3 separate regions of the Mus musculus genome follow, and regions 1 and 3 are each linked to region 2. Evidence: chromatin loops called from intact Hi-C (ENCODE). Cell type or tissue: heart. All regions are shown on one strand. Each heading gives the region's core, and the rest is flanking DNA. Links, peaks and the distances in the headings are about the cores only.

Region 1 (10,660 bases), core at 5,274-7,773, 120 kb after region 2:
TGGTGCATGCCTTTAATTGCAGCACTTGAGAGTCCAGGCTAGCCTTGAACTCAGAGCCTTTGGCTCCGGAGTGCTGAGATTAAAGGGCAGACACCACTAACACCATGCCTGGCTAGCCATTAGTATCTTTGATTCCAGTTCCTAGTGTCTCTCTTTTGGTTCCCTTACTTAAGTTTTAGACAAAAATGAAGTCATTGCATTGCTAAATTTGTCCTTTGTGATTTGCCTTCCTGATATTTTCTCCACCATTTCTTCCACTCCTGCCCCCCAACATCTTACTCAGCTATACCAAAGTTTCCATTGTCTTCTTCTCCTTTTCCTCCTCCTCTCCCTCCTCCTTCTTCGAGATTTATTTTATGTATTTAAGTACACTGTCTTCATGCACACCAGAAGAAGGCATTGGATCCTATTACAGATGGTTGTGAGCCACCATGTGGTTTCTGGAAGTTGAACTCAGGTCCTTTGGAAGAGCAGTCAGTGCTCTTAACTGCTGAGCCATCTCTCCAGCCATTTTACTCTGTTAAGCTTAAATTTCCTCGTACCCATCTTTGTCTGTCTCTAGTCTAAAGCACACATTCTTCAGGTCATCGCCTGTCATCCCCTTCCTCTTTTGCCACTTCAGCTGAGACCATTAGCTTCTTTTATCTTGACCCCTTAGCTAGAGCTCTTATCTCCCCCTGATTCCCATGGCCTCCTCTGTGAACTTCACTGCAGACATAAAATGTCTGAGTTATAATAGCCAGTTACCTGACTGAGCATCCCCACTAACCTGTAAGTTCTGGAAAGGCAGTGTCCTTGTTCTTAACCCTTGACCCGAGGGGCCTATCATCATGCTGGGGCACATAAGAAATGTTTAGTAAAGAAATGGAATCTCGCCGGGCGTGGTGGCGCACACCTTTAATCCCAGCACCCGGGAGGTAGAGGCAGATGGGTTTCTGAGTTCGAGGCCAGCCTGGTCTACAAAGTGAGTTCCAGGACAGCCAGGGCTACACAGAGAAACCCTGTCGAGAGAGAGAGAGAGAGAGAGAGAGAGAAGAAGAAGAAGAAGAAGAAGAAGAAGAAGAAGAAGAAGAAGAAGAAGAAGAAAGAAAGAAAGAAAGAAAGAAAGAAAGAAAGAAAGAAAGAAAGAAAGAAAGAAAGAAAGAAAGGGAAAAGGAAAAAGAAGAAGGGAAAAGAAGAAGGGAAAAATGGGAAAAGGGAAAGGGAAGAAGAGAAAAGAAATCTGGTCTCCCATCTGCATAGATGCTTGGAACAGATTCTGTAATCTCTTTGAGTCTCTATTTCCTAGTCTTGTAACTGTATAGAACACCTATGCCACAAAGTGGTATGAGACTTAAGTGGGTATCCACATTCTGTGTGTTTTTAAAAAAAGATTTACTTATTTATTTTATGTCTATGAGTACACTGTAGCTATATAGATGGTTGTGAGCCTTCATGTGGTTGCTGGGAATTAAATTTTTAGGACCTCTGCTTGCTCTGGTCAACCCCTCTGCTCTGGCCTAAAGGCTTATTATTATATATAAGTACACTGTAGTTGTCTTCAGACCAGAAGAGGGCATCAGATCTCATTATGGGTGGTTGTGAGCCACCATGTGGCTTCTGGGAATTGAACTCAGGACCTTCTGAAGAGCAGTCAGTGCTCTTACCAACTGAGCCATCTCACCACCCCCTTGTTTTGTTTTTTTTCAAGATAGGGTCTCACTATATAGCTCTGCCTGTCCTGGAACTCACTATGTAGAACAGAATGGTCTTGAAATCACAGAGATCCGCCTGCCTCTGCCTCCCACGCACTGGAATTAAAGGCACGGGTCACTATGCCTGGCTTCCATATTCTGTAAAGGCCTGTTCCATGGCAAAAAAAAAATTAAATTATTTCTGTGTATACAGTGTTCTGCCTGCACGTAGGCCTGCAGGCCAGAAGAGGGCACCAGATCTCATTACAGATGGTTGTGAGCCACCATGAGGGTGCTGGGATTTGAACTCTGGACCTTCTGAAGAGCAGTCAGTACTCTTAATCTCTGAGCCATCTCTCCAGTCCTCAGCAATTTTTTAATAAGTGTTTGTCCCTTTCTTTTCCCCACCTTCTGTGACTCTCAACCTGTGGGTCGCGACCCCTTGAGGGTTGTTGAATGACCCTTTTACAGGGGTTGCCTAAGACCATCAGAAAACACATGTTCATGATCCATAATAGTAGCAAACTACCGTTATGAAATAGCAATGGAAATAATTTCATAGTTGAGGGTCACCACAGCACGAGGAGTGGGATTACAGGGTGGCAGCATCAGGAAGTTAGACCTTTCAGAGCTATCCCTTCCTATGTACACTTCCTGAACTGGCCACTAGGTGGCAATAGCCAGTGGCCTGATTGTCTCAGCACTGCCTCCCAAATGCCCTGTGCCAGGCCCTCTTATACTTCGCCCCCCCCCCACCCCACCCCCAAAAGCAAAAAGCAAAATGGTTAATAATTTGGTGAAGGAGGATATCCTTTCCCAAAACAGCTTTTTGAGAGCCTATCACCATTCTTGGCAGCCTGGTCATGAACTTCAGAAAATTCTTACTTGATTTTTCCCGTTATAGATTATAATTCAATTCAAAGTGTATGAAGAGGGGCCGTCTTAAGGAAAGTGGAGGAGAGAAGACACTGAGAGACAAAGAGAAAATGAATAGTGAACATTGTAGTAACACCACAGAGAGAAGATGTTTATAGGCTCATCCTACAGAGAGGATGCTCACACTCATCCTTCTCCTCTACCCAGCAGACATCCCTGGTGCAGCCAGTTTCCTCACCAGTCAATCAAGAGCTGAGGCTGAGGAAAAAAAATCCTAGCACTTGGGAGGCAGAGGCAGGCAGATTTCTGAGTTCGAGGCCAGACTGGTGTATAGAGTGAGTTCTAGGACAGCCAGGGCTACACAGAGAAACCCTGTCTCAAAAACCAAACAAACGAGCTAAGGCTTGGGGGGTAGGCACATGCACATGGGAAGGGGCCAGGGGAGCATCGGGGGGGGGCATTAAAAGAGATGAGGAAAAAGTCTCTGCTCTAAAGGAGTTTATGGTCTGGTGGTGGACAAAGGATCCATAAAATTAAGTGCTAAACTCTAGATTCCAAGACCATGATGATTACCAGTGAGATTTATTCTGTTTAAGATAGGATTTTACCAGGTAGCCCAGGCTGGTGTGGAAAGCCCCCTTGTGTCCCTAACCGTCTTCAAACTTCTGATTCTCCTGCCTCTGTTTCCTGAGGTTTTGGAAAATAGGCTCGTGCCACCATGCCTGGCTCTCTGAGTAGCTCGGGAATAACAGCAGAGCTTTTCAGAGGAACAGAGTCACGATTGGCTTGGCTAGAGAGAGATAAGCATTCTGCCTTCTCACAAAGCCAATGTCAGCTGTTCATATACCAGGACAAACTAAGCACCCAGCCATCAAGGAGCTTCAGGAGGTTAATATGAAACATGGTCTGGGTCTGTACAGATAGCGTGGAATGAGCTCAAGGCAAGCTAAGGTGAAGAACGTAAGCTATGAAACCGTATATACCAGCTCCTCTGTGACTTTAAAGGGTATTATTTGTAACTGTACACCGCTAAAACAAACAGGCTTCCTTGAAGACACTTCTTCTTCTTCTTTTTTTGTTTTTGTTTTTGTTTTTGTTTTTGTTTTTTTCGAGACAGGGTTTCTCTGTGTAGCCCTGGCTGTCCTGGAACTCACTCTGTAGACCAGGCTGGCCTCCAACTCAGAAATCTGCCTCCCAAGTGCTGGGATTAAAGGCGTGCGCCACCACCACCCAGCTTGAAGACACTTCTAAGGCATATTCCTAGTGGTTTATCTGAGGGTGAGGCCAGAAGTGGGAGTTTAAGAAGTGACAAGTTTAACTGGGCATGGTATGACGTACCTTTAGTTCCAGCAGTCATGAGGCAGAAGCGGCGGCATTTGGGTCTCTGTGTGGTCAAGGCCAGCCTGGTCTACAAAGCAAGTCCAGGACAGTCAAGGCTACACAGAGAAACCTTGTCTCATAAAATCAAAACCAAACAACAACAACAAAACAAAATAAAACAAAACAAAACAAAATAAAAAACAAGGAAAGAGAAGTGACAAGTTTATTTTCTTATATTACAAGTTTTACTAATAATTAAGTATCACCATTTTTTGTAATGCAAAGTTAATAAAAATAAAAACATGGGGCTAGAGGGATGATGGCTTAGCAGGTTAATAGTCCAGCTACTCTTCCAGAAGACCTGAGTTCAATTCCCAGCACCCACATGGAGACTCACAACTGTCTGTAACTCCAGTTCCAGGGACTCCAGCACCCTTACACAAATAGACATGCAAGCAAAATACCAATGCATAATAACAAAAAAAAATCATTTTAAAAAAAGAAAGAAAATAAATTAAAATACATTCATTGGTATTCAATAGATAGCACAGGCCCAGAACAGCGGCCGAGGGCAGGTTCTGGATCGCCATGGCTGACGGAAGATCTCACATTTGACCCGTCCTGTTGAATTTCCATTATTTCTGTTACAATTCCAGCCTAAACTACTAGTATTCCCCTACCACCACCTTTTCTCATGCCCACTGTGGGTATACACATCTTTTTTTTTTTTTTTAATGTAAATTGGTGTGCTGCCTGCATGTTTGTCTGTGAGGGTGTCAGATCCCTGGAAGTAAAGCTACAGACAGCTGTGAGCTGCCAGGCGAGTGCTGGGAATGGAACCCAGGCCCTCTGGAAGAGCAGCCATCTCTCCAGCCCCCTCCTCTACCCTCTTTTGAGACGGGGTCTCATGTAGCACAGGCTGGTCTAGCTCTTTCTCTATAGCCAAGGATGGCCTCTGATTCTCCACCTTGCTCCTTTAGCCTCTACCTCCTTGGTGCTGGGTTTACAAGTGCGTGCTACTGCATACAGTATACAGTGCTAGGCTTTGAGCTCAGGGCTTTGTGCATGCCAGGTGAGTGCTCAGTGGTCTGAACTACATCCCAGTCCTTGGAAGAGGCTTCCTAAGAGGTGGCAAGGGTGCTGGAGGCATGGCTTGGTGGTTAAGAACCTGCTCTTCCAGGTGACAAGAGTTGTGTTCCCAGCACCCAAGTTAGGTGGTGGTGGCGTCAGCTCAAGCAGGGGACCTGATGCCTTAGGTCTCTACATACTCACACATGAATATAGTTAAAAACAATAAAAACAAAAATCTTTTAAAAATTTTTTTTAGAGGCTGGAGAGATGGCTCAGAAGTTAAGGGCATTTGCTGCTCGCCCAGAGGTCCTGAGTTCAATTCCCAGCAACCACATGGTGTCTTATAACTATCTGTAATGTAGTCTGGTGCCCTCTTCTGGCTTGTAGGCATATATACAGGCAGAACATTGTATAAATATCTATCTATCTATCTATCTATTTAACCTGAGTGTTCTGTCTGCTCATCTACCTGCATACCAGAAGAGGGCATCGGATCCCATTACAGATGGTCTCCAGCCACCATGTGGTTGCTGGGAATTGAACTCAGTACCTCTGGAAGAGCTGTCAGTGCAGTGCTCTTAACCGCTGAGCCATCTCTCCAGCCCCCAAATAAAATAGTCTTTAAAAAAATTTTTTTTATTCATATCTGTGTGTAGAAGTGTGCACCTGTGTGCAGGTCCCCATGGAGGCCACAAGAAGGCATCAGACCCTTTGGAGCTGGAGTTACAAACAGTTATGAGCCAACCCAATGTGTGTGCTGGACACTTAGGACCTTAGTAAGAACAGCAAGAGCTCTGAGCCATCTCTCCAGCCCCACGTCTCTTTTCTTTTCTTTCTTTCTTTTTTCTTTCTTCCTTTTTCTTTTCTTCATTTCTCTTTTCTTTTCTTTTTTAATGTGGTTGTTGTTTTGAAGGGTAGCCACTGAGACAAAGAATAAAAGGATGAGTGTTATCGGAAATACCCAGGACAGGTCCATGGAAGAGACGCGAGGTGAGAAGGTCAGGAAGAAGATTCATCTGTGTAAGCCAAGCGGCAGGCTCTTAGCCTTCTCAGGCTACAAGCTGCATGGTAGCTATTGATATCTTTTTTTTTTTCCCTGTCAACGTTGCCTGAGGTCAGTTTCAACCAGATTTTGCTTGGACCACAATATTGGGTGGAGACCTAGCAGAAGCCTGTGAGCATCCACTAAAAATATTTAGTGACTCCATGCCTGGGCCTGGCACTGTATTAGGCCATGGAAGCTGGATAAAAGAATAACAGACCACCCCTGCTGAGAGAAACCCTGTGCTAGAAAAAAAAAAAAAAAAAAAAAAAGGAGGAGGAGGAGGAACAGGAGGAGGAGGAACAGGAGGAGGAGGAAGAAGAGGAAGAAGAAGAGGAGGAGGAGAAGGAAGAGGAGGAGGAGGAAACCTTCAGTATATTTCAAAAGGAAGAAAGACATCAGGCCTCTACTTGAGCACAGGCTGGAAACTGGACGGAGGAAAGATGGATCCTGAGAGTCCAGCCTGGGAGACTATACAGTTAGCCTGTCCGTGAGCCGCATAAGCTCTCATTGAAGAAAGGCTCTCAGTCATTAATGGACAAGTCTATTTTCTGCCAGTGACAGGCTGGAGTGTGTGTGGGGGTCACTCCTGTGGAGTTAGTGTACTGGTCCCTGGTCTTTAAAGTTCATCTCTAGCCAGGGATGTCGCCTGCTGAGCTTTCCAGAACTTTCACTTCAGGTCACAGAGAAAGTCAGACACTAAGGGTTACAGTCTTCAAACGTCGCCCACAAGAGGGCAGTGGCCGGAAGCACGTTCGCCGGCCCTAGGAACCGCCCGATGCTTTCTGGACTCCAGAGTACCGTTCCCAAACCGACTGAGACTGGGGACAAAGGTCCGGCACTCAGCACACAGCCCCCTAGGACTGGTGTCTGGTAGCGGAGCTCTGGAGTCCTTCATTCCAACTCCCTGTAGTTTGGCATCTGAAACCCTGACTTGGTGGGAGGCCAGTCAGAAGGTATCAAAAACAAAACAAACAAACAAAAAAAAAATCGAGCCTGACCTCTCAGGGCGAAAGGGGATGGCTCTACCCCAACCCCACCCTCTGGTGAGTCACCTCTCTCCAAACCAGAGCCTGCCTCTCCTGCGCCCCGTGCCAGGCGAGCAGGGCTGGGCGGGTACTAAGGTGGGCTCCATCCCTGAGCCCAAGGCGGGCCGACAAGCTGCAGCGTGTCCCCGCGGGTGTCCCTGTTTACTCTGAGCCCTGGAGCGAGGTGGGGGCGGGTCCATGTGGCCACTCCTTCACTCCGCCTCCTGAGGACGCAGGCCCCAATCCCAGACCGGTTCTTACAAAGTCTCCAAATCAAAGCTCAGCCTTTCCCGCACCTTCCCGGCGGACCGGCCACCCCTGCCCCCACCCTAGGCTAGGGAGGCACTGTCTGGGTTTCCCCAAGGAAATCAGGCCTCCGCCTAGACAGCGGCTCGGGACCCCACTGAGGGGATCTGAAATCCTGGGGTGTGACATAGAGTTTTAAAGAGGCACTAGAGCGCAGCTCTCCTTGCCCCTTACCCCATTCCCACCCTTGGCTCTACCGGCTCTAGGGAGCGCTGGGATGAGGTAGACGCAGTTAGAGGACAGGGTGCCCGGGGACTCCCACTCTCGGACCGCTTCCCAGAACTCCAAAGCTTGTAGCGCCTCCGACTCCCCCTCCCCAGGGCAGCGCGCCAAATCAGCGCATGCGCACTGTCAGGATTGCCGCGTAGCTCTTTCTCCCCCCCCCCCCACCTCTTTTTTTCTTTCCCCGCCCCTTCCCTCCTTCCCTCCTCTCCCTGTCCCCTCCCTCTCCCCTCTGAACACCCCCCTCCCTCCTCCCCCCCACCCCCCCCCCCCGCGGCACTTCAGTCAGGGGAGCAGCGGTGCGAGCTCCAGGCCAGTGCACTGAGGAGGCGGAAACGGGGGAGCCCCTAGTGCTCCATCAGGCCCCTACCAAGGCACCCCCATCGGGTCCACGCCCCCCACCCCCCACCCCGCCTCCTCCCAATTGTGCATTTTTGCAGCCAGAGGCGGCTCCGAGATGGGGCTGTGAGCTTCGCCCTGGGAGGGGGAGAGGAGCGAGGAGTAAAGCAGGGGTGAAGGGTTCGAATTTGGGGGCAGGGGGCGCACCCGCGTCAGCAGGCCCTTCCCAGGGGGCTCGGAACTGTACCATTTCACCTATGCCCCTGGTTCGCTTTGCTTAAGGAAAGGATAAGAATAGAAGAGTCGGGGAGAGGAAGATAAAGGGGGACCCCCCAATTGGGGGGGGCGAGGACAAGAAGTAACAGGACCAGAGGGTGGGGGCTGCTGTTTGCATCGGCCCACACCATGCTGACCCCGCCGTTGCTGCTGCTGCTGCCGCTGCTTTCAGCTCTGGTCTCCGGGGCCACTATGGATGGTGAGTGAGATTCCGGCGGCCCCCATGGACCCCTGGGGGCTCCCCCTCCCCAACCCCCACTCCTGCGTCTGGATGGGGAAGGGAGACGCGGGAGGGGGTGCCTTTTGTTATCCCAGTCCAGCTGACACAGCAGAGGCCTGACTGGGGGCGGGGATGGGGTCTGATTTGGGGGATGGGAGCCTGGGACAAATGATGCTTCCAGGGCCCCCCAGCTCAGACAAAGACCAGAGGCCTGGGTAGGAAAAGAGGGCTCCCCCTTTTTCTGATCTTGGGATTAAGAGGCCTTCTCTTCCTATCTCTGGTACGGGAGGGCCTCTGCCTCCCCTACATCCTCCACCCTCCCGCCCCCCCACCCCCATCTGAATTGTGAAGGAATCCGGATTTGCTGTGTACCGCTGCAAAAGGGGGCGGAGGGCCTTTTGCAGTGGACTCTGAAGGCTGGAAGGCAAAGCCGGCTAGGGGTGCCCTGCTGGCCAAAGGGCAGGCAGGCCGAGAAAGCTGTGGGTGGGGATAGGCAGGGCCCCCTGTTTGGGTGTGGAATGAGCCCTGCATCCCAGGCATGGAGGCCCGGGTCCAGAATCCTGGGCTGCCTGCCTGGGTTCCGAAGTGAGCAGCTCCCCGCTGAGGGCCTCAGTCAGGAGCCCGGTTGAGGGATGGAGGGGTCTGGTGACGCTTATGGCTGGCTTTCCCTTCTTAATTCCTGGGAGCTTTAAGATGAGAGGAAAAACGTCAGATGTCATCATTCTGGAAGAGACTGGAGAATGGTCTGGAACGCTGGGGAGGGGTTCAGAGGAAGCTCTGTCTCCCCGATTTCAGGCTTGATCACAGTTTGGGTTGGAAGGAGAGTTGGAGGTTGGGATGGGGGTTATGACCATGCCCCCAATCCTGCTCATTTAGTAAATGTGTAAAGCCCAGCCCTGTCTCACTTCATACATACACTTTGTATATTAGTTAGGTTTGGGCTGCTGTGTTGTTTTGGGGGAATTGCATGCCCCTCGTCCCTATTTCTGTCAGCTGTTTTTCCTCTTCCATGAGTCCCCAGTTCAAGACTTGCCCAGGCTTCACGCTGGGGTCATGGGGTTGAATTGGGCTGGGTCCCTAACTTGAGAAGGGGTGAGATTTTGTGACTTCCTGTCAGGTTTGCCTCTCACTGAGGACAACAGCTTCGTAGCATCTTACAGCCCTCCTCTGCCTTCAAGAGCTTGCCAGGCCGGGATTGGGAAAGTTTTTCTCTGAAACTAGATTATGTATCCTCCCCCACCCCTGTCTCTAACTTGTTTCAGTTGTGGGAGGAGGACAAGAGGGTCAGGAGGCAGCTGTGCCCAGGAAAACAGTTTACTCAGTGGCCTTCAGTCATGTCATGTCGGGGACTGTCTTGTCTAGCTGCCACCCCTAATTTTCTGCCTGCGATGAGGAAAGAGACTTTGCCCTGTCAGGCAAGCCTGTGCAGCCACCCTCTGTCCTTCACATCTAACGTCATCCCGTGCTTTCTTCTTGGTCTCAGAGCTGGGATGGGAGAAGAAGGGAAACTGAGGCAAAGAGCTTTGGGAAGAAAATGTATTAAGCAAGAAATGGACCTGCCAGAAGCCCTGTGGAGGAGGGTGGATGGAATCAGGTAGAAGGGAAAGATGCCCGTGGAGATGTGTGGCTCATTCAGTGCTGGGTCCTGGGAAGCAGAACCCCCAAGACCCTAAATGCTGGGCTAAGTTGATAGGTGGTCATTGAATGAGGAACTCTGACACGTTCCCCTTAACTGTCTCTAGCCGCGTACCTCTAAGTCTCCAGTTCATTTCAGCTCTGCACACAGTTTCTCAGGGCTGGGATAAAGGTCAGTGGTAGGGTATTTGTCCTAGTGCACGGGATGCCCCCTGTTCCATCTCTGGCAAGAAATACAGTCCGAGAGAAAGGACTACCTCCTGGGGAGGAAGAGAGAACCTGTAGAAAAGTAGACCCCGTGCATTCTGGAGCTCTTAGCCAAGCCCTCTAGACACTGAACATTCGTCTTGGCTTTCTAGAGAAGGACCCTTCTGCCTCGACCTACCTAACAGTTCTAATTGCCCTTCCTGTTGCTCAGGAATAACTCTAGGGACCGCCCCATACTCTCTTCCCTCTGTGTCTGAAACTCATCCGGGAGTCCTTTGCCTTATGGGGTGAGAGGCTTCACTTCCTCCTGGTAGACACATTTGGATACATTTGTAGCCAAGGAGGATGGAAAAGGCAGAGAAGGATCATTGACAGCCCTGCTGAGATGGGACACTTCGTGGTGGAGGAACTTGACAGGCAGCCAGCTCAGGGAAGACAGCTGACT
Region 2 (10,660 bases), core at 5,346-7,845:
CACCACAAACTCACATGGTCTTCTCATCTGCACTGTAGGTCAAACCATCCTGAGTGGGAGACTCGGTGTAAATTAAGGCAAGACTGCTGCTGTCTGAGACACCTCTCCGTGACAGGGAGACGCAAGGTTAAGGAGGTAGCCAGATGGCAGACGGCTACACTGAGGTGGCTCTCTGTCCTCCCTGCTCTTGACAGAAGGTTTGACATCAAGGGTTCTCACTCTACAAAACCGTGTTTCTTTGGAAATGAGGAGAAAGGTGGAGCCCTTCTTCCATCCATCCAGGCTGCCCCGTCTGGTGGCACCACGGGATACCCAAAGCTTTCCAACCTAAACAGAAAGCTCGGTCCCCAATTTGGATCTAGCTGCCAAGGGACTTTCACGATCCAATCAGGCGATCTGAGCTGTGTAGCAAGGAGTGCCCTCCGCTCCTGACACCTTGCCCCTGCTGAGGGTATGGGAACGAACTGCCTTGCTACTAGACCCTTATGAATGACCACATATCCCAAACCTTCTCACAGCTGAGACTGGCGGTTGTAGCCACAGTGAAGACCCCATCGAGCGAGGCTGTTGGTCGGACTCTTAGCAGCATAAAACCTATCAGTAAACTAAAACTAGAGAAACCGGCAAAGGGGACCTAGTTAACACGGCCACTTGACTAGATCCTAAAGCCAGCCTCGAAATCATCCAAGACGCAGCCCTCTGCGGGCAACAACAGGTACGGAGGTAAATGTAACAGCGGTGCCGCCTCTCAAGAACAGTAACAGCTTGTGTGCCATTTCTTCTCTCAACACAACACACACAAGGCAAGCTGTAGCGTCAGCGGGGGGAGGACCAACGGCCTTTACAAAGTCACTATCCCGGCTGCCACCTGGGAGCTCCCTCTGACTCTGCTGGGACCCAGTCAGCTGTCCGGGTTCTTCTCAGCCTCTTTGGAATGTATAATGTACATGAAGGTCTGCTCGATGGTGAAGTCAGGGGGAAGGCTGCCTTTGTGCACCCCGACGTGTTTACTCATGAGGTTAAGGGTGGAACTGTAGTGGCCGCAGACTGTGCAGCGGTACATGAGCGCCCCTGAATGCGTCTTGAGGTGGCACTTGATGGTCGAGCGACCTCGGAAGAATTTGTGACAAACCTTGCACTGATAAGGTTTCTCGCCTGTGTGGATCCGCCGGTGGTAGTTGAACTCGCTTGTGTGGGCAAACCTTTTGCCACAGACCTTACAACTGTACTTACTATTCCCAGGCTGGCCCTGCAGAGCCAGCTCTTCGCTCAGAAACTCCTCGGCGGGCAGCTTCCGCTTCTGGAGGGCTAGGTGTGGTAGTCCCAGAGCAGGCCGCGCGTCCAGGCCGCTGCTGCACTTGTGCTGGCTGACGTGGTAGCGGTAGGCTGCCTCTGACCGGAAGCTCTGGCTGCACAAGTGGCAACGGAAGAGGACATCCTCCAGGCCCTGGTGAACAACCATGTGTTTCTCTAGAAGGTGCCAGTCCACAAAGCTGCTGGCACAGACCGAACAGGAGAAGACTGAGATGCCCAGATGGGAGAGCATGTGCCACATGAGGCTGCAGAGGTTGAGGTGGCGCTGATCGCAGATGCTGCAGGCCTGGCCCTTCAAGTTCACGTGCTCGAGGATGTGGCAACGGACCACGTGGAAATCTTTGGCCAATGCTTTCCCACAGACAGCACATTTCAACTCCGGGGAGGCTGCCCCTGGAAAGAGACCCAGTTTCCCAGACAGGGGTTCACTGGGGTGGACAATGACGTTGTTATCAAATATCCCATCCCGCCGGTGCAGGGTCAGCTGCCACTGGGTGAAGAACTTTGTCTCACACATATCGCAGGAAAACAGGAAGATGCCGATGTGAGACAGGACATGGGTCACCCGGGAGTTTCGGTCCTGGAAGTGGGTCTCACAGACCTTGCAGTTGCCTGTGAGCAAGTCTACGTGGTCCCGCGCATGCTGCCGTATCAGCTGAATGTTGGGCTCTAGAACTTTCTTGCACACCTGGCAGGGCATGGCCTTATTCTCCCGGTTGTCACTGTCACCGAAAGCCAGGTCGTCCTCGCTGTCGTCGCTCAACTCAATCACCTCCTCTGCGGTCCCGATGTCTTCGGCCGGGTCCTCAAACTGCAGGTCCTCGTCCCCCACGTCGTCCAGCTGGAGCTCATCCATCTGCCCAAAGCTTGGATCTCTGGAGTGGTCGCTATTGCTCAAACAGGAGTTGGTCTGGGTTGTAATGTCTACCGCGTTATCAGAGGCAAAGAAGGTGCTTTTACTGAAGTCTCCGTTGCTTTGAACTTTGTATGGCTGGCAAGAACTCGTGCTGGTCTGGATGCCTGTGCTGACCATGCCTAGGACTGGTGGTGGGGTTGCCACACTAGGAACAGACGTGAAGGGAACAGGGGTGTCGTGGTCTTCCGACTTTGGTGGCAGTGGCAGCTGTGGCAGGGGCAAGCCATGATTAGTGTCACCCGAGACACTCCGCTCTTCCTCTTTGTAGCTTCCTCCTGCATCAGTAGGCAGCACATAGTTTCTATCAGGACCGAAGTGTTCCCCACTCCCCCGGGACTCTCCAAGGGGGTGGGTGGGATCTACTGAGGGACAACTGAGAGTGACACACTGGCTGTCGCTGGTGCTGGTCAAGGACTTGGCTATTGCAGTGCTCTCTAGGTCTGGGAAAGTGGAATGGCAGGCTCGCAGCAGATCCTCCATACCCAGGCGTTCAGCGACCTCATAGATGACCCCAACGTTGATCAGGTCTGTGAAGAGCTCTGATGTATATACAAAACTCAGGATCTTCTCAAAGTTGGCAGGGGTAATGAAGTCCACCACGTAGGTCCGCGCAGCATCTAGCCCAGTGTTTAAGAAGAGGTTCTGGAAGTAGCCAGCTGCGCACGCCAGCACGGCTTTGTGGGCGGGGAAAGAGCGGCTCCCCACCACGATGGTGACATCGCACATGGTCTCTGACAGCCGGCACTTGTTGAGTTCCTTCAGCAGGTTGTTGGGGTGGTTGCTGCTTTGCAGTTTGATCCTCATGCCCATCTTAGCAGCTCCTAGGAAGATGCCTCTGTATCAGCAAGATCAATCTGTGGGCAAGACAAGAGAGCGACACATCCCTAAACCAGGGCTCTGTGCAGGAGAGAAATGCACGTTCTCAATGTGTCCTAGCTGAGGAGGAAGGAGTGGACAAGGAAAACTGAAGCAGAAGATAACAAGGGGGGTGAGTGGGGAATGACCTTCACCCTGCACAGACCCAACCACAGGATCATTGAAACAAAACGAAAAAGAGATGAGAAAAAAAAAATCAGTTAGCTTGGTCCTGAAAGTCTACGGAGCTGGGGCTGCAGAGACAGCTCAGCAGCTGAGATCATCTGCTGTTCATGCAGAGGACCCAGGTTCCGTCCCCAGCACCCACATGACTTTATCTCTAGTTCCAGGAGATCCCATACCTTCTTCAGATTTCTTCAGGCAACACACACACACACACACAGAGTACACTTACATTCACAGAAGCAAATACTCATCCACACAAAACAAAAACCAAATAAATCCTTAAAAACAAAATAAAACAAAAAGAGGCCAGGTACAATAGTAGATACCTATAATTGTAGCACTTGGAAGTCTGGGACGGGAATAACAGGAGTCCTAGGATAGCCTGGGGTAGAAAGCCAGACTGTGTGTTTTTAAAAGAGGGGAGTGAGCTATATGTGTCTAGCTAGGAGCCTTCCAACTGAATGGATGTTCAGCCCTCAGTACAATCCAAACAACAGGCTCGGGTTTCTTTACTAACTTCTTCCTAAATCAAGTTTTTCTTTCTATCATTAAGTCTATTCTCTTTCCTCACAATGCCAAATGCCAGGAATATACTTGAACTATTATCAATGCTCCATTAGCAGCTAAGGAAGAGGTAACGGTTGCACCTTTACTTGTCTGCCATAGCTGTCCTTTCCAGTCTACAAACAAACCTCTCAGCTCTTTTTTTCTTTTCTTTTTGAGATCTTATGTAGCCCAGGCTGACTTTGAAATTGCTCTGTTACTAAGGATGATCTTGATGGCATTATGATACTCCTACCTCCATCTCCCAAATGCTAGATTACAGATAAGAGCCACCACCAGCCCCACCTCAAAATCTCAAACTCTTGAATCCCCACCTCGCCCTTCATGGGATACTTGCCTATTCTCTGGTCCTTCCCAGACCCCTTCTGGATGCTAATTTCTCAAACGTTACTGTATTCTGTGGATGAAGCTAAACTCATAGCCAAAGCAAACACAACTGTGGTATGTAACATTACTTAGGTACGTTGTATCTGTCTTTACCAACTATACAGTAACAACTGGATGCCTTAAGCAAGGGAAAGATTCCTGCAAGCGTTTTTAACATCACTTTTCCCCCATCTCAGGTCTTGCACACCTCGGAGAAACAACTAGTCACATGCGTGTGCTTCGCACAACTCGCCCTGAGCAGCACAACCCTTTTCTCCATCGCACCAGGTTCTACCAACAATTCCCAACTTTTCCCGGGGGCCCAGCACTCGTCTGAGTATTGTTGGGTACCAACCACGCGTCTCCCGGGCCCTGGCGGTCACTCATCCACGGTGGGAGGCTCCGGGCACCCCATGGATATACAACTTGCAAGGAGTACGCCCCAACCAAAGGTCTGCCCGTGCCGCGGTCTCCCCGCGATCCGCCAGGGCAGGGACAGCACCGGGCTGGGGCGCAGCACCGCCGGGAAGGCGCACCTCGGTCGCCACAGACAGCGCGGGCTGCCCCCGTGCGACCCAGGCCCGGCGCCGCGGGAGCCGGCCGAGCGGAGGCCCGGGAGCCGCGGCCCGGTCGCCGGGAGGGAGGACAGGGCCGGCCGGGGACACCGGCGGGGCGCGCCCAGCCAGGGCGACAGAAAGGCCGAGCGGGAGTCCGGCTGGACCCGATCGCGCTTACCCGGCTCCGCGGGGTCCGAGCACCATCGCCGCCACCGCCTCACACAAAGGCCCCGGCCCGCCGTGCCCGGCCCGACGAGGAGGCGGCGCCGCCGGCCGCGGCCAGACTCTCCATCCGCCGAGCCGCTCGCCGCGCCGGCCCGGGCCGCCCCCGCCGCCCGGCCCGCAGCGCCCCCCGCCGTCCCGGAGGAGGCAGCGCCCCCCGCCGCCCGGCCCGCAGCGCCCCCCGCCGTCCGGGAGGAGGCAGCGCCCCCCGACGGCCGGGCGGAGCCACGAGCCCACACCAGCCCGCTCGCTGTGGCGCCTGGGGAGTGAAAAGCAGGTCCAACCAACCCTGTCCCCCAACAGCCTCGCAAAAATCTGTGTGCTTGTTCAGTTAATTTATGACTCCCGCGAGCTTTCTGAGGGCAGGGATCTGTGGTTTTGCCAGAGCTCCACTTTTGAGTTCTGCTTGTCACCTTGCCTTGCACACATATAGGCGCCTTCTAAAAACCTGTGTGCGGGTGCAGGTATGTGACTGTGCGGATGGGGGTGAGGGGGGCGGGGTCTGACCAAGCCAGCTCAGTCAGTCAACCGGGTCTCAAGGGAGGGAGTGAGGATTGCAAAGAAGAAAAAAAAATTGACAAAACTATAACATGACTCCAGCCAGTGCTGAGGCTGAGGCTGAAGCAACTTTATTTTTTTAGCTTTTATATCATTCTAGGTACATCCAAAAAAAACAAAAAACATGGTTCTTAGACCAAAGACAAAGTAATCAAGAGAAGTAGTAAACAAAGAGATCACACACGGTAATGATTAAGCATAGTAGCAAACAAAGCCCCACAGTCACCGTTTCTCACGTTCTTATCTGAGCCTACTTCCTTGTCCGAGCCCAGTGACAATGCCAAATTCCTGGAAGCAGCACCAGACACTCTCACCAGGGGTAGATGATTAACGAATGGAGTATTTCAGGTTAGATCCCCAGGAAGCTCTTCTGATAGCCCAAAACGGACCCTCCTTCCTGGTAGATGGCCAGATGGAGTCACTCTGTTACCTGGACCGTGGCAACCCAGGTGTCTTCCTAAACGGGTCCGTCCCCTGTCTAGAATTCCATCACTGGCCTCCTCCCTTCTCCTGAATCTGCTCATCAAATGATCCTGCTCAAGACTAGCCATAAAACCAAAGCTCCCCTGCCTACGTCCTTACACAGCCTAGACAGCCCAGGCTGGCTCCTTCCCATCCTGCCTCGCCTGCCAGCCAGGCACAACTCCAGCCCAGGCCTGTGTCTCATGGCCAATTCCAGCCTATCTGTCCTCTCTCTTTCATATCTGCCATAAAAGCATTCCCTTTGTGGGCTGGGGAGCTGGTTCAGAGGTTAAGAACACTGGCTGCTCTTCCAGGGGTCCGAAGTTCAATTTTCAGCAACCACATAGTGGCTCACAACCATCGCTAATGAGATCTGGTGCCCTCTTCTGGCCTGCAAGCATAAGTGCAGGCACAATGCTGTATACATAATAAATGTATTAATAAGTAAATCTTTTAAAACAAACAAAATCCTCCCTTTTAGCCATACCAGGGAATGACTATGTTGTCCATCCACACGAAAGTATCAGAAGGTCAAGGTCACCCTCAGCTACATAGCAAGTTTGAAGGTAGCCTAGGCTACATAAAAGCCTGTCTCAAAAGTTTTTTTTCTGTGTTATTACCCACTCCTGGGTTCCTAAAACGTGAAAGGAATTGGACAGTGAAACGAGGGTGATGAGTGACAGGAGATGCCTCTCAGGTCCGACCTTTAATTTAGAGGAAGGCACACTCTGTGGCATAGCATTCAGATAGGGCCCAGCACATGAAGCTATGAAAATCAGAGAATATTCTGTCTTTGAAGTGCTTGTGTTGGGAATTTTCCTGTCTGGACTGGATGAGTTCAGTCTCTAGTTTTGACTTTACAGAGGCATGAACTGTCTCTCTGATGCAGCCACAGCTGCTGATAGGATCAAGCTTAGCACATACTGCCTGGTGGGATGTGCCAGGGGTGTGTGCCACCTATTCCTGCATGCTGGGTTCTTTCTCTTGTTCCCTTTTGGTGCCTTTTGACCTTGACTTTCTTACACCCAAACTCCTGGTCTCCTAGACACTGCTTCTGGCTCAGCACCATGACCCCCACCACTCCGTTTTCTGAAGCTGCCCATTAAACGTTTGTGTTTACGCCTCTATTTTATCATCGTGGTGGTCCGTGGTCAGGGGAGCTGCTTCCTGCAGTGGGCAGTGGTTACCTGCAGACTCAGACCTGGTAAGTGCAAAGAATAAGTAGTTAGTTACTAAGTGTTCGGTCCAGAGTGAAATGTTTGTAGTATCCCGGCCAGGGCTCAAGGAATCTGAGACCAAAACAGGAAAAATGTACCTTGCGGTTAAGAGTTCTGTGTGCACTTGAGATAGTCAAAAGGAAGTTCCTGTTTGTCCCACTTTAAGTCCTTGCAAAATAAAGTTTCTGTTTACCATTAAGAGTCAGTTCCTGTTTCTTAGGCCTGTGTAACTTGCGTGCAACCCCATGCACATGACACCCATCCTTTTTCCCTTCTGTTCTCACCATGTGTGTCAACCAATCCTCTTGGCCCTGTGAACACCTTATCTCTCCAATAGAAGAGCCTTCCAAAGGCCGGCAGGGACTGCTTACTCAAATCCCGACTTAGCCAACTGGTAGCCAGCTGGCCTGTCCTAGGTTCACCCAAAAATACAGCCTGCTTTAATTGGACAGTCATGGACTTGACCTTTTCTCCTCCTGAATGTCAGGGTTAACAAAATATGACAGAGGCGAGGAAGAACATATACAAGAGTCAGGGAAAGAGGGGACTGCTGTAGATCGCCATCCTTGGAGCATGACAACGCATTTGTCCTCTTGAATTATTCTACAGCTGTGACTGACTATATCTGCATTAAGACTGGACTTATGGGAGGGAAGGGCTCTCATGAGGTCCCACCCCTTTACAGGATATATAGGCAGTGTCTTTGTTAGGGTATAGATTGCTGTGATAAAACACTGTGACCAAAGCAACTCGTAGAGGAAAGACTTACTTTACCTGGCTCACAGCTTATGTTCTATCATAAACGGAAGCCAAGGCAGGAACCTGGAGGAAGAAACTGAAGCAGGGGCCATGGAGGAACTCTGCTTACTGGCTTGCTTCTACTTCAGAACCTCCTGCCTAGGGGGGGCACCACCCACCTTGGGCTGGTCCCACCCACATAGATCTTCAACAAGTAAATATCTCACAGGCTTACCCACAACCTGGTCTCATGGAGGCATTTTCTCCACTGAGGTTCCTTTCTTGCAGGTGACTCAAGCTTGTGACAAACTGACAAGAAACTAACCAGCACAGGAAGTTATTGGCTGCTGGGATGGAGGGCAGCCTCTATCTCCCTGAGGGTGAATAAGTAGTTAATGATTGCTGAGATTATTTTCTTCGGTGATGTCGCCCCTGTAAGCTACCCAGACTTTATTAATAACCCCTCACTCCTGCTCCTGTAAAGCCTAATTAAACACATTGCTTCACCAGGCTAGACTTGAAACGCAGTCATTTCTTTGGTCTGTCATTGGTGACTTATCTGGAATGAACAGTCATTTGTCTCCCACAAAGGTTCACTGTGATGGTTTATATATGCTCGTCCTAGGGAGTGGCACTATTTGGAGGTGTGGCCTTTGTTGGAGTGGGTGTGTCACTGTGGGTGTGGGCTTTAAGACCCTCATCCTAGCTGCCTGGAAGCCAGTATTCTGCTAGCAGCCTTCAGATGAAGATGTAGAACTCTCAGCTCCTCCTGCACCATGCCTGCCTAGATACTGCCATGTTCCCACCTTGATGAGAATGGACTGAACCTCTGAACTTCTAAGCCAGCCCCAATTAAATGTTGTCCTTATAAGAGTTGCCTTGGTCATGGTGTCTGTTCACAGCAGTAAAATCTAACTAAGACAGTCACACAACAGCCATGGAACCTGTTCTTATGGTTTGGGGTGAGGCGTTTCAGTTTGCTCTTCCATGGAAGAGTTCCTTTCAGGTTGGTACTATGTTCCAATGACAGGACCAGCTCCCACAGATGGGCAAGGCAGCCCCCTGAAGTGGAAGTCTCTGGTTGTGTCATTTGAAGCAGACTCATGGTGGTGTTTTGCTGAGGCAAGACTCATGAGAGGACATGTGATGTTTGGAAAAAGTGTAAATAGGATTCAATGGACAGTGACAGGACCCTTGCATGTCTAGCCTTGCAACGCTTTGCTGAGAGAGGCGTGGCAGAGAGCTGTTCCTGGTGTCCTGGCCAGCCCTGGTCATTCCCACCTGACTCAGTCAATTTGGAGGAGGCCTGGCTGTTTCTGCTGGATCCCGCCACCACTGCTGATTCGTGTTTGCTACCCTGACACTACTGGACTGGGCTGCTGGTATCCTAATAAATGGAGATTGCAATCACCCCAAAGAACTTCTGAAGCGGTCCACACCCCCTTGTCCTAAGCCTCCAGCCCCCACAGCTCAGACATGACTCCAGAGGGACTCACAAGATCTGTTCAACCTCTTTCACCAGCTGCCTTTGGAGTATGGAGTCCAGTCAACTTCACCAGCTAACAAACCACATGGAAGCTGTAGTTCATAATGTATACTGTTCATTATCTAGAGATGTTAAAGTAAATGACAGTCACAACGATGCATATGCACAAAGCCAAGTGGGAATTTAGCCCAGAGTTTAGTAGGGGGAGGGTCTCACTGCTCTAAGTAAAGTAAATAGGATTTTGAAAAGACGGGTGTGGTACCAAACACCCATTAACCCAGAGTTTAGAAGGCAGGGGGAATTTGGGGAATTGAGACCAGCTTGGGCTACATAGTGAATTCAAGGTCAGCCTGGACTGGGTTACATGGAGGTTCGGGGGTTCGGGGTGGGAAAGAAAGGGAGGAGGGAGGAAGGGAGGGACAGAAGATAATATACAGAGAGAGAAAGAGAGAAAGAGAAAGAGACTGGTTTTTCCTGGAACTGTAGTATTTGTTAGCTCCACCAGAGAGCAACCTCTCTGCATTTATGGTCTGCTTGGCTGACAGTTGTCACATGCAGCTCAGCAGACATGCCGGACTCCAGGTTTGAGCAGAGCCAACCCTTCCACAGCCCTAAGGAATTCTCCCAGAATGTCTCAAATACCCTGCAGACAGTCCTTTTGGAAGGTCCGAGAGATGACTTGTGGGGAACGACCCTAAAATCTAGAGTGGGGTCATTTTTCTTTTCCCCAGCATATTTTTATTGATTATTTGGGAATTTACATATCCCAATCACACACCCTGTTTTCCAAGGTTTGTTCTCCCACCCTAGTGCCCCCTACCTCAAAAAAACAAAAAACAAAAAAAAAAACAAAAAAAAAAAACCACACATAAACATAAAATACAATCTGTGCTGCCCTTGTTGGAGCATGGTCAAACTCCCAGCAGCCAGCCCCTCAGAGATAACTGAGTCCTTTCCCATCCCCCTCCTCACTCCCGGAAGCCAACAACCTCCTGAAGGACCCTCCCCAACAGCATCCTGTGTAGACCCTTCCCCCTTTCCTCGGGGGTGAGGGAGAGGTTACCAACATCTCATTCTCCCTTATAGCCCTCGTCACCATCAAGTGTGGTCATGTGAGCCGGCTATGCATGGACAGCTTTCTCTCCTTTGCCCATTGTGGTGCTGTCAGTCAAAGGAGGACCCAGGTAGAAACAAGAACTTTCCCCGGGGCAGAAGAACT
Region 3 (10,660 bases), core at 3,435-5,934, 200 kb before region 2:
CTCAGGCCCTTAGGCTTGATAGTTAATACCCTTAAGCTCAAAGGATGTGCACAGTAGGCAATCTCTCTGCCTCCAGCCTGAGTCCTGGCATAACAGGTATGTGCCACCTCACCTGGCTTAAGTTTGGATTTTGCAGACAGAAAATTACAGGAGCTACTCAAAATATTACTGGAAATACTTCTTTCAATAGGAGAGGTGACCATTCACATTTACTGTCCTCTTTGAGAGACATTTTTACCATACTTTGTTCTCCCTGTTAAATTATGTAATTTCTATCCGTCAACATTTTTTTTTTTGTTTAACACAATTATAAAATAGCCTCTTCTAGCTCATATATATTTTCCATGCTAGTATCATTTATCTTAAAAATAAACATTACTGCTTCACCATATCCATGTCAGAGCCCTTGCCTAGCATATGTGGTTCAGTCTCTAGCACAGGAAAAATATGTATATGGTGTGTGCATGAGTGCACATTATTGTATATGTGTATGTATGTGCTTGCATGCATGTATGTGTATATGTATGTATGTATATTTATTGTGTTCATGTGTGTGCACATGTGTGTATGTATGAATATATAGATGTATATATAGTGCACTTATGTGTGCACTTATGTGATATATATATATAATATATGCATATATATATATACATATACAGTGTGTGTGTGTGTACATATCTAGGTCTGTGGGTGGTGTCTGGGATTCACAGCAAGACTCTATAGGGGCAGGGGAAGAGCAAGCAAACAGAATAATTTGACTGAGGAGATGGCTTTCTCAGAGGACCAGAAATCAGTTCCTGAGCCCATGCCAGGCAGCTCACGACTGCCTGTAGTTACAGTTGTAACTGATGCCCTCATCCTCCTGGGTTACCTATAGTCACATGAGCACAGCCTCACACATCACACACATGCACACAATTAAGAAATAAAAGAAGTAAAAAATTGCTTGTTTATTGCTAGCGGGTTAATTGGGAGAATTGAAAAGATAAGAGAACAGCCCTGGGCTTTGGTGGAGGTAGAAGCTGTGGGAAGCAGCTCCAATTCTCCATCTTGAGGTTATTTGAATCTCCGTGCTTCCAAGGATACACACTCCCACCCCTCCCCCCCAGATCTCAGACCACCGAGGATAAGACACTGGCTGGAGGGTGCTGGAGCCCTAGGAGGTGGCAGCTGGCCAGGGGGGCTTCCCAGTGCAGAGAGAATGGCAACTCATAGCCAGGTCTGTTACTGGAGCCAATGCTGATACCAAAGTGGAAGGGTTTGCTCTCATGGCACCGACAGGGGTAGACTGCAAAAAGCTGTGAGGAAATTACCTCTGACTGCTGCAGGGTCTGACCAGGGAGACCTGGAAAGGCTGGGTGAGCTTTGCACAGTAGCCAAGCAAAGAAAGCATGCGCAGGCCAGAGAAAATGGCTTCGTAACCAACTTCATCCATTCCCTAACCCTAACCCTAACCCAAACCCTAAACTCTAAACCCTGACCCTGACCCTGACCCTGAGCCTAACCCTGACCCTGACCCTAACCCTGATCCTGACCCTGGCCCTGAGCCTGAGCCTGAGCCTGAGCCTGAGCCTGAGCCTGAGCCTGAGCCTGACTCTGCCTCCAGCCAATTCTCCTTCTGTTGAGCTTCCAGACTAGAGCAAAGTGATCCCTACCTCTGGGACAAGCCACAGGTTTCCACTGCACAATCAAAACCATTCTCATTCCTTTCTCATAATGAGAAGTGTTTATCAGTGGTGACAGTCACAGTCTCCCTCTCTGGAAAAGGGGTTTATAGTTGATAAAACAAACAAACAAACAAACAAACAGGCACTATCTCCAGGTCTCTGTGTACAGGGATCCGACTCATTATCCAGGTTCCAGAGGCAGATAGCGCTCCACTGGCTTCAATGGTGGTTTCATGTGATGGTGCTAGGTTTACTACATTTCTGCATATTCAGTCTAGAGACTGGATCGGTGTATCCGAAATCTGGCCCTCCTCCACAAGCATTGACTGACCTCACAGAGCTCTTTGAAGTTTGTCTGTGGTATTTAGGGACCCCAGGAAACCAACCATCCTGGTCTTTTGTTTTATACCAGTATGTGCCTGTCTGATTCGCCAGCAAAACAGATGCCACAATAGGATCCTTCTGCACACATTTATTGGGAGAGCTTGATTGCAGAGGCGAAAAGACCCCAAGCCCCAGAACTGGCGCTGCTTATATAGGCCTAGGAGAGGCATGTCTCACACCCGATTGGTTATGCTTTCAGTACCTCATTTACATGTCCACACCCGATTGGTCTATGCATCCAGTACCTCATTTACATGCCTCATTTACATATCTACACCCGATTGGTCATGCATTCAGCACCTCATTTACATACCTCGGTCCAGGCAGTGACTCGGCAAAAAAACTCTACTGCACATGCGCACATTGGTTGTTTACCCAAACTTATGGGTGATGGCCAGCGGTAGCCAGCGCCACCTTGTAATGGCATATGTGGCTTCCCACACCAGTCTGTCCAACTCTTCCTGACATTGGATGACATACTCCATCCTATGGCCTCAATCCATCTGTCCCTGCTAAACCTTGCCAGAATGCTGGTCTGCACCCTAGTGCCATGTCTTGGATCTAACGCTCGGCTCTCCCACCGATTTTACTATTCCTCTTCAAGTGAATGGTTTTCTGTTTATGCAATCTCTACTGGGTCAGCTCAGGATCAGAGCAGCAGATCCTGAGACCATCCCTCTAGTCACACAATAACAACCTTGCCCACATGCTTTCCCTGTTCCTACTTTCCACTCTGATGTTATACAAATGCTCAACTTCAACCTCTCCTGCAGCTGGGGTTTGCAGTGATTGACAGGAGGCATTAATTCTCTTTTTGAATTCTTCCTTGTGTTTTACTCCAGACAACTGGACTGTCCTACGATCCCCTGGCTCAGTGAAGTGAGGTTCTGTTCGTTATTACCGTCATATTGTCAGTGCAACCTCCTTATATTCTGCGAGGTTGCCTGCAACATCTTCCTTTCCCTTCCACTGAATGGCCACATTCCAACCTAGGAGCTTGTCCCTTAAGCTTTAATATATTCGACCTGGAAGATACCTGGATTTGGGAGAATAGACATTGTAAAGGCAGTAAGTGCTTTGCATGTGCGTGTGCATGTGTGTACGTCTGCTTTTGTCTGTCTATCTATGTCTCTCTGTATGTTCATGCTCACATGGGTATGGGTACATTAGCAAACGTGTGTGTGGAGGCCAGAGACCGATCTTGAGAGTTATCCTCAGGAACACTGTCCATCCATGTTAAGATGAGGTTCCTTTCTCTTTTGCCTGGGACTCACCAATGAGGTAGGACCGACTGGCCAGGAATCCCCCTGCCTCTGCTTTCCCAGCACTGAGATTACAAACATGTGCTACTGTGCCTAGTGCTTCTGTGTGGGTTTTGGGTTGAATTCATGTCCTTGAGTTTGTGAGGCAAGGGGCTTAATCGGTTGAGATATCTTCCTGGGCCAATGGATGCTTCTGGTTAAATTTTAGAAAATATTTTAAAAGATTTATTTAATTTTATTCTAGGTGTATGCAGGCAAACTATCCTCTCTGAGCCAAATTTGAGATTGCTGTGAGAAGGGGGTTGAGGGAAGAATCTTTAAAGGTGAAACCACAAGAAGACCTTCAATATCCATGAAAACAAGAAAAAAATTGGCCTGTCTGGCAAGTTAAGTAGTTAAGGTGACTCAAAACAATCTTTGGTATCTTTATAGAAGATTATGTATATATATAATATTAATATATAATATGTTATATGACATATAATACAGAATACATATAATATACACATACATATAATACATATAAACATATACACATAATAATATTAAATGCATGTAATACATATATACATACATAACATATAGCAACATATAACATACAATATACAATACATAATATAACACATAGCATATAACACATACATATTATATACAGTACATATAAGTATACATTTTATATTATATATTATACATTACCTATTACATACTGTATATTATTATTATATTTCATTTACTATGCATTATATATTATACATAATATGTATTATATATTACACGTGATATCATATATCATATAGCATGTTATACATGTCATATGTCATACATCATGTGCCATATATCATATATTATATAACTAGATATATCATAGCAAGTAGATAGTCACAGCTGTACATTTTTGGGTGGGGGTCACTGAGTCAGAGTTATGAGGAACTTATCTTTCAGGGATTTTCAGTCAGAGACAAAAGGCTAGTGGCTACCAAGATGGCTGCCTAGTATAAAATGGAGTTTCTTTAGCTTGCACAAACAATGCTCTACTCCTAGTCAAATATCCTTAGGGAGAGTTAAATTTAAAATAATATTTGGCCTTTGTACTTAGCTCCTCAAGGTCCATCCATGTGGTAGCATGTACCAATTCATTCTCTCTCTCTCTCTCTCTCTCTCTCTCTCTCTCTCTCTCTCTCTCTCTCTCTGTTTGCTTTTTGTTTTTGGTCCGTTTGTGTTTGTTCACGCAGTGCCTGAAGAGACCAGAAGAGGGCATCAGAGACCCTGGAATTGGAGTTGCAGACAATTTTTATTTTTTATTTTTTTATTTTTTCCTGCTATGTGGTTTCTGGGAACTGAACCCAGGTCCTCTGCAAGAGCATTGAAGGCTCCTAACTGCTGAGCCATCTCCAGCCCCTTCCTTTTAACTTTTTGAGGTCAAAGTGTTAGCAAAGGCAAGGAATTAGACTGTTCTAATTTCTGTTAATGTCACGAATTTACCCAGCTTCCATTTCCTCCAGGTCTTGGAGCTTATCCTAGGATACAATTATTTCTTTTCTGATTTGGTTCCCAGCATGATGGCGTTTTGTCCATGAAGAGCAATAAACAAAGCCAGGAAGTCACAGGGACACCCAAAACTAAGCAAATAAAAACAGTTATCAACTCCAGGGGAAACGAAACAGCTTGGAAATGATTGCATAATCCTTATGCTGTAACGCTTCATATCTCTCTGTTCAGTTTTAACCTTGATACTTTGGAAGGGGAGGAGTGGATCGCTGAAACAGATGAAGTCTCATAGTCCACAGGAAGAATCAATAGAAAATGAGACCCACATCAAAAACAAACCGCACAAATACATTGCTTGGAAATGTGGCAGTAAATTAAAATAGTGAGTTGGAAGGCGTCAAAGCATAGCCCGGTGTGGAGTGGGAAGTGGAGAGGGAAGGAAGTCGGTCTTGCTCGGGGCTGCCTCATTGTCTTTATAGAGCCACGACACATGCTTCTTGATTATGGAAACACATTCAGAGAATGTGCTAGTGGTTGTCATCCTTGTACTAAAGTCGTGGAGTGTATTATACAAACTTAGACGGTCATGACACAGTGACGTCTGAGGTGACGTCATCTTACGAACCGCGGCCTCTACGTGGTCCGCCATTGGTGGACCGCAGCACACACGCAGCAGTGTTTGCATGTCTGTGTGGCTTCATGGTGTCTGTAAAAACCACACTTCCAAACAGAATGAGAGAGAAGGGTCTCATCGTTTTCTAGAAGCAAACTTGTGCTGCAGCCCTTGAAGTCGTGGTTTGGGGAAAATGCCAGAAGTATAAAGCAGAAAAGAACAGCAAGTACCTCGCTCCCTGAAGATAATTGCTCGTAAGACTGCAGCTCAGAATGTTTCCTCCCAGTCCAGTACTTAACCCAGCTCATTTCTTTTGCAGCTCAAGATTCAATTGAACTCAATCAGCCCACGCTGGGCATTATGCCCAACTGCAGCGTTAGGTGCTCAGAACGAGACACGGTCCTGACCTTTCATTGTTACAGGTTAGATTTACCACAAAGAAGCAATAGCAACATTTGTTGATTGCCTTGAGACATCTTTGCATTAATTCTTAGAAACTACATTCATTTATTTGGGAGAATAGGGGTATCGTGGTGTGCATGTAGAGGCTTGTGGAAGTCAGATCTCTCCTTCCACCATGTGGGTTCAGGTAATTGAGTCAGATTGTCCAGCTTGGCTGCCAGTAGCAAGACTCTTTACACGATGAGCCATTTCTCCAGGCCACTTTCAATTCTTATTAACAAGCCGATATTGTATCCATTGAGCTTGCCCCGGTGACTCCAGAAGTAGTGGGAAACTCTGCCAAGGCCAGTAACATACTTTCCAAAAGAAATAGACACAGTCTAAATCAGTCATCTATTAAGTCTAATTCTTGGTATATATTTGCCACATGTGATTACAGGCCCTGACTTTGCGTGAGTTACCCTAGTCATGGCTTCAGAGTAAAGAAGGTAGAGGGCAGTGAAGTTGCCGGGTGACCACCAGATGACTGACTTCTTGCAATTTTATAATCCTAATAATAAAAGTTATAAGCTGAGCATAGTGGTACATTTCTGAGTTCCCATCACTTGGGAAAGGGATGCTGGAAGCTTGTTTGAAGTCAGACTGGGCTAAACAGAGGATCTTGTCTTTGAAGAACTGAAAAGAAGACTCAAATTATGTACGTTTTAGAGCTAATTGTTGTTTTCACAGGTAAATTCTCAGCTCCAGTGCCTGCTCGCCACCGTGTTCCCTTCCACGATGATCATGGACTCAACTCTCTGAAACCATAAGCAATTTCCCAATAAACTCTTTCTTCTGTAAGTTACCTTGGTCAAGGTGCCTCTTCAGAGCAAAAGGAATGCGCCTAAGACAGCTGGTAGGCAAACGGGCTTTAGTTGAGTTAGATCTTGGCTTTTTGAAACAGAGTTTCAATGTGTGGCCCAGGCTGGCCTTTCATTCACTCCATAGCCTAGGATATCCTCAAACTTGTGATCCTCTGCCTCTGCATTTAAAGTGCTGAAATTACATTTTATTTCCCATTTAAATGCTATTCTTTTTTTGTTTGCTTGTTTTTTTGTTTTTTGTTTGTTTGTTTGTTTGTTTTTTGAGACAGGGTTTCTCTGTGTAGCCCTGGCTGTCCCGAAACTCACTTTGTAGACCAGGCTGGCCTCAAACTCAGAAATCTGCCTGCCTCTGCCTCCCGAGTGCTGGGATTAAAGGCGTGCGCCACCACGCCCAGCTTAAATGCTATTTTTTCATTTCTTTCATCTTTGTGAACAAAAGGGTGACCCCAAGCCTGGTATCAAGACTGTGTTAGTTTGTTTTCTTTTTGTTTATTTGTTTGTTTTTTTGGTCAGCTTGACACAAGTTAGACAACAGTTGAGAAGAGGTAACCTCGCTTGAGAAAATGTCCCCGCAGGATTGGCCTGTAGGCAAGTCTGTGTGTTGGGGGGTATTTACTTGATTAATGATTGAAGTGGGAGAGCCACTGCGGGTGGTCCCCCTCCCGGACAGTCAGTCCTCCCTGGCTGTATAATAAAACACGCTGATCAAGCAAGCTTGAGTAGCAAGCCAATAAAATGTGTTCCTCCATGGCCTCTTGCTTCAGGTTTCTACCTTGAGTTCTTGTCCTGACCTCCCTTCATGACCTACTGTAAGGAATAAGATGAGATAAACCCTTTCCTCTCTGGGTGTTTTTTTTTTTTTTTCTTACAGAACGTCAACAGGGGAGTGGGGGGCTTGAGAGATGGCTCAGCAGTTAGGAGCATCGACTGCTCTTCCAGAGGTCCTGAGTTCAATTCCCAGCAACCACATGGTGGCTCGCAACCATCGTAATGGGCTCAGATGCCCTCTTCTGGTGTGTCTGAAGACAGCTATAGTGTATTCATATACATAAAATAAATAAATGATTCTTTACAAAAGAAAAGAAAAAAAGAAAAGAAAAAAAGCCAACTAGGACAAATAACCAGAAATATGCTAAATTAAAAAAGCTAGAACTACAGTTAAAAATGCCAAAACATCCTGAGTACCAGCTGGACCTGGATTGCTTATGACCCTGTCTTAAACAAAAAAAAACCAAACAGGGCGGGTGAGACGGCTTATCAGAAAAGGAACTTAAGAAGAAATATGATTCCAGGGAGTGTCCTCTGACCTCCACAGGCTTGCCATGGTGTAGATACGCTCACATATGTACACAGGAATAAGCGTATAAATAATGAACTGGAGAGATGGCTCAGTGGTTAGAGCACTTGCCACACAAACATTATGATCAGAGTTCAGATCTTGGCGTTCCCAGAATTCACAGAAATGCTGTGTGGGTGTCAAAGCCTGTGATTCAGGACTTGGAAGTTGGAAACAAGGGATCCCTGGGGCAAGATAGCAAGCTATACTAGCTGGTGTCAGCGAACTCTGATCCAAGATGTCACCCTCAGGTCTCCACAAGCCTGTCACACACACACACTACACATGAATATCGATACACCACATGGATGAATGCACACAACACGGAAAAAATGAAAATAAATAAAAACCTCTAAATTCCCATCTGCGTGAAAGCTGAACTGTAGTTAAATCTTTCCTTCCGCCAAAGTCTTCACTTAGAGAGGCCAAGCTTTTCCATCAAGGCCCCCATTGGCATACGGAAGGCCAAACAGTACGAAACCTAACCGGCAACATCCAATTCATGCCTCATCAGGGCAATATTTAAACACTGTCTTAATTTTTCTGCCGCTTTCCAATTGTATAATGGCAGCCAGTGTATAGGCCTAAGTTTTATAAAATAAATTTTTTCTTTTTGCCTTTACCCTGGAACTAGGACATTTTAAATTACAAAAATGTATTTGTAGAGTCACTGTTGGGTATTTTTGCAATTGTGAGCAATATCTCTAGATACAACAGCAAGTGATTGGGAGGCCTTATGCAAGAAGCTCCGAGGAGAGTCTGTTTGGAAAGTATCAAGATAATAAAGTCCATTCCATCAATCTTGTCAATTTAGCTACATTATTCTAACATCAGTCCTAACTTAGAGAGTTTGCAACTCTATACCTGAATTATGTTTTGATTTTACCTTAGATTACCATCTGGAAACAGTCCTTTCAAATCTACATTATCTTCCTCAATACAAAACAACTGAAGTTTGATTATGAAACTATAACTAGTCTTCAACCCTATCAGAGATCCAAGAATGAATTACATATTATCTGAATGTATAGGAAGCACAAAAACATAGCTTCCAAAACTTAACCAATTTGCAGAGACAGCTGGTACCTGGACAGTCCCCTATATTTCTTATAATGTTGGAGCAGCTGTCTTCAGCCTTCTGGCTCAGAACCATCTGACAGACCTTACATGAAGCAGGAATAATGGTTAGTATGGTTAATAAAGTCATAACAACTTTTTGGGAGTAGGGAACTCCACTGCTCAATTAGAAAACCACACAAGACAAATATCACACAAGAGAAATATCACACAAGAGAAATATCAGTAAATAAAAGAAATGTGGTTGATCCACTGACTAAGAAAATGCCAAGTAAAATAAGAAAGAATTTGCAATAACCAAGGGGCTGTTTGCTTCGTCAGCTCGAGTGTCCAGGCCTGGCAAGACCTCAAAGACCTGGCGTTCACACACTGTGGGCGGGGTTGCCCTCAGCTGCGAGTAGGGATAGCTGAGTGTCTCCAGGGGGCTGCAGCTGTGCTCCATCCTTAGCATATCCTTTGCTGTGAAAGTCTTTTGGTTTTGTAGTTGTTATTGATTTGGGACATGGTGTCATTACGCAGCCAGGCTGGCCCCAAGCTCAGGATTCTCCTTCATCCTCCCAGATGGTGAGATTACAGACATGCATGCACCATGATGCCCAGCTGCTGCTGCTGCTGCTTCTGCTTCTGCTTCTGCTTCTGCACTTGATCTTAGCCAAAAGGCCGAGAAGCGATGCTTCTGCTTCTGCTTCTGCTTCTGCTTCTGCTTCTGCTTCTGCTTCTTCTTCTTCTTCTTCTTCTTCTTCTTCTTCTTCTTCTTCTTCTTCTTCTTCTTCTTCTTCTTCTTCTTCTTCTTCTTCTTCTTCTTTTTTTCTTCTTCTTCTTCTTCTTCTTCTTCTTCTTCTTCTTCTTCTTCTTCTTCTTCTTCTTCTTCTTTTCTTCTTCTTCTTCTTCTTCTTCTTCTTCTTCTTCTTCTTCTTCTTCTTCTTCTTCTTCTTCTTCTTCTTCTTCTTCTTCTCCTCCTCCTCCTCCTCCTCCTCCTCCTCCTCCTCCTCCTCCTCCTCCTCCTCCTCCTCCTCCTCCTCCTTCTTCTTCTTCTTCTTCTTCTTCTTCTTCTTCTTCTGTTGTTTGAGACAGGGTTTCTCTGGATAGCCCTGGCTGTCCTGGAACTCACTTTGTAGACCAGGCTGGCCTCCCAAGTTCTGGGATTAAAGGCGTGCGTGCCACCACACCCAGCTAATGCCCAGCTTCTTAAGCATTTCCGTTCGCAATCATTCCGAGTGAGTACTTTTGGGGAAAAAAAGAGCCAGGAAGTGATTTGAACCTGTGGTTATTTCATTTCTCAAATTGCTGTAGAGTCTGCATTCAGCTTAATTAAAAGACTGGCTTTTATGTTTTCAACCCTATCTGTTCCCTTCACACTTACCCTGCCCCCCCCCCCACAAAAAAAATTCCTCAGTCAACTGACAGGCTTTTTCTTTCTTCTAGCTTTGCCAACCCCATGCTCAGTTCTCTGTTGACTCCCTTTCTTGTTGACAGGATTTTGCCAAAAATAATATGGCCTCTTGGAAAAAGCTAAAATCTCTCTCCCCAAACTGGCCATCTCTGACCCAGTCTTTCCATTTGAT

What was found. A loop is a pair of places that touch in the nucleus more often than their neighbours do. Peaks named below come from ENCODE experiments on the same cell type or tissue, not always from the same donor. Only the 100,000 strongest peaks of a DNase experiment are listed, where the experiment ranks them.
Region 1: a loop joins it to region 2, with 3 times the contacts of the local background. A loop is called at or near these places in 2 of 42 quality-filtered maps.
Region 3: a loop joins it to region 2, with 7 times the contacts of the local background. A loop is called at or near these places in 29 of 42 quality-filtered maps.

What each region holds. Positions count from the first base shown.
Region 1 is chr10:127,618,310-127,628,969 of GRCm38, reverse strand. Lrp1 (low density lipoprotein receptor-related protein 1) reads left to right here and starts at 7,822. Exons shown (of 89, transcript NM_008512.2): 1 at 7,822-8,352. The coding sequence starts at 8,283. In heart, for the core only: CTCF peaks have their summits at 5,320 (motif pointing left) and 6,703 (motif pointing right); DNase peaks (open chromatin) are centred at 6,129, 6,759 and 7,189; H3K4me3 peaks cover 1,521 bases; H3K27ac peaks cover 1,427 bases.
Region 2 is chr10:127,733,939-127,744,598 of GRCm38, reverse strand. It overlaps Zbtb39 (zinc finger and BTB domain containing 39), which reads right to left and starts at 5,069. Exons shown (of 2, transcript NM_198035.2): 1 at 4,937-5,069; 2 at 1-3,084. The coding sequence starts at 3,040. The coding sequence ends at 902. In heart, for the core only: a CTCF peak has its summit at 6,385 (motif pointing left); DNase peaks (open chromatin) are centred at 6,038 and 7,548; H3K4me3 peaks cover 578 bases; H3K27ac peaks cover 825 bases.
Region 3 is chr10:127,931,540-127,942,199 of GRCm38, reverse strand. It overlaps Gm40805 (a long non-coding RNA gene), which reads left to right. Exons shown (of 5, transcript XR_872186.1): 2 at 2,897-3,122; 3 at 3,561-3,716; 4 at 5,737-5,839; 5 at 6,549-6,659. Among named protein-coding and RNA genes, the nearest start is that of Gm40804, 12 kb to the right of the region's middle. In heart, for the core only: a CTCF peak has its summit at 4,566 (motif pointing right); no DNase peak of the experiment used is centred there.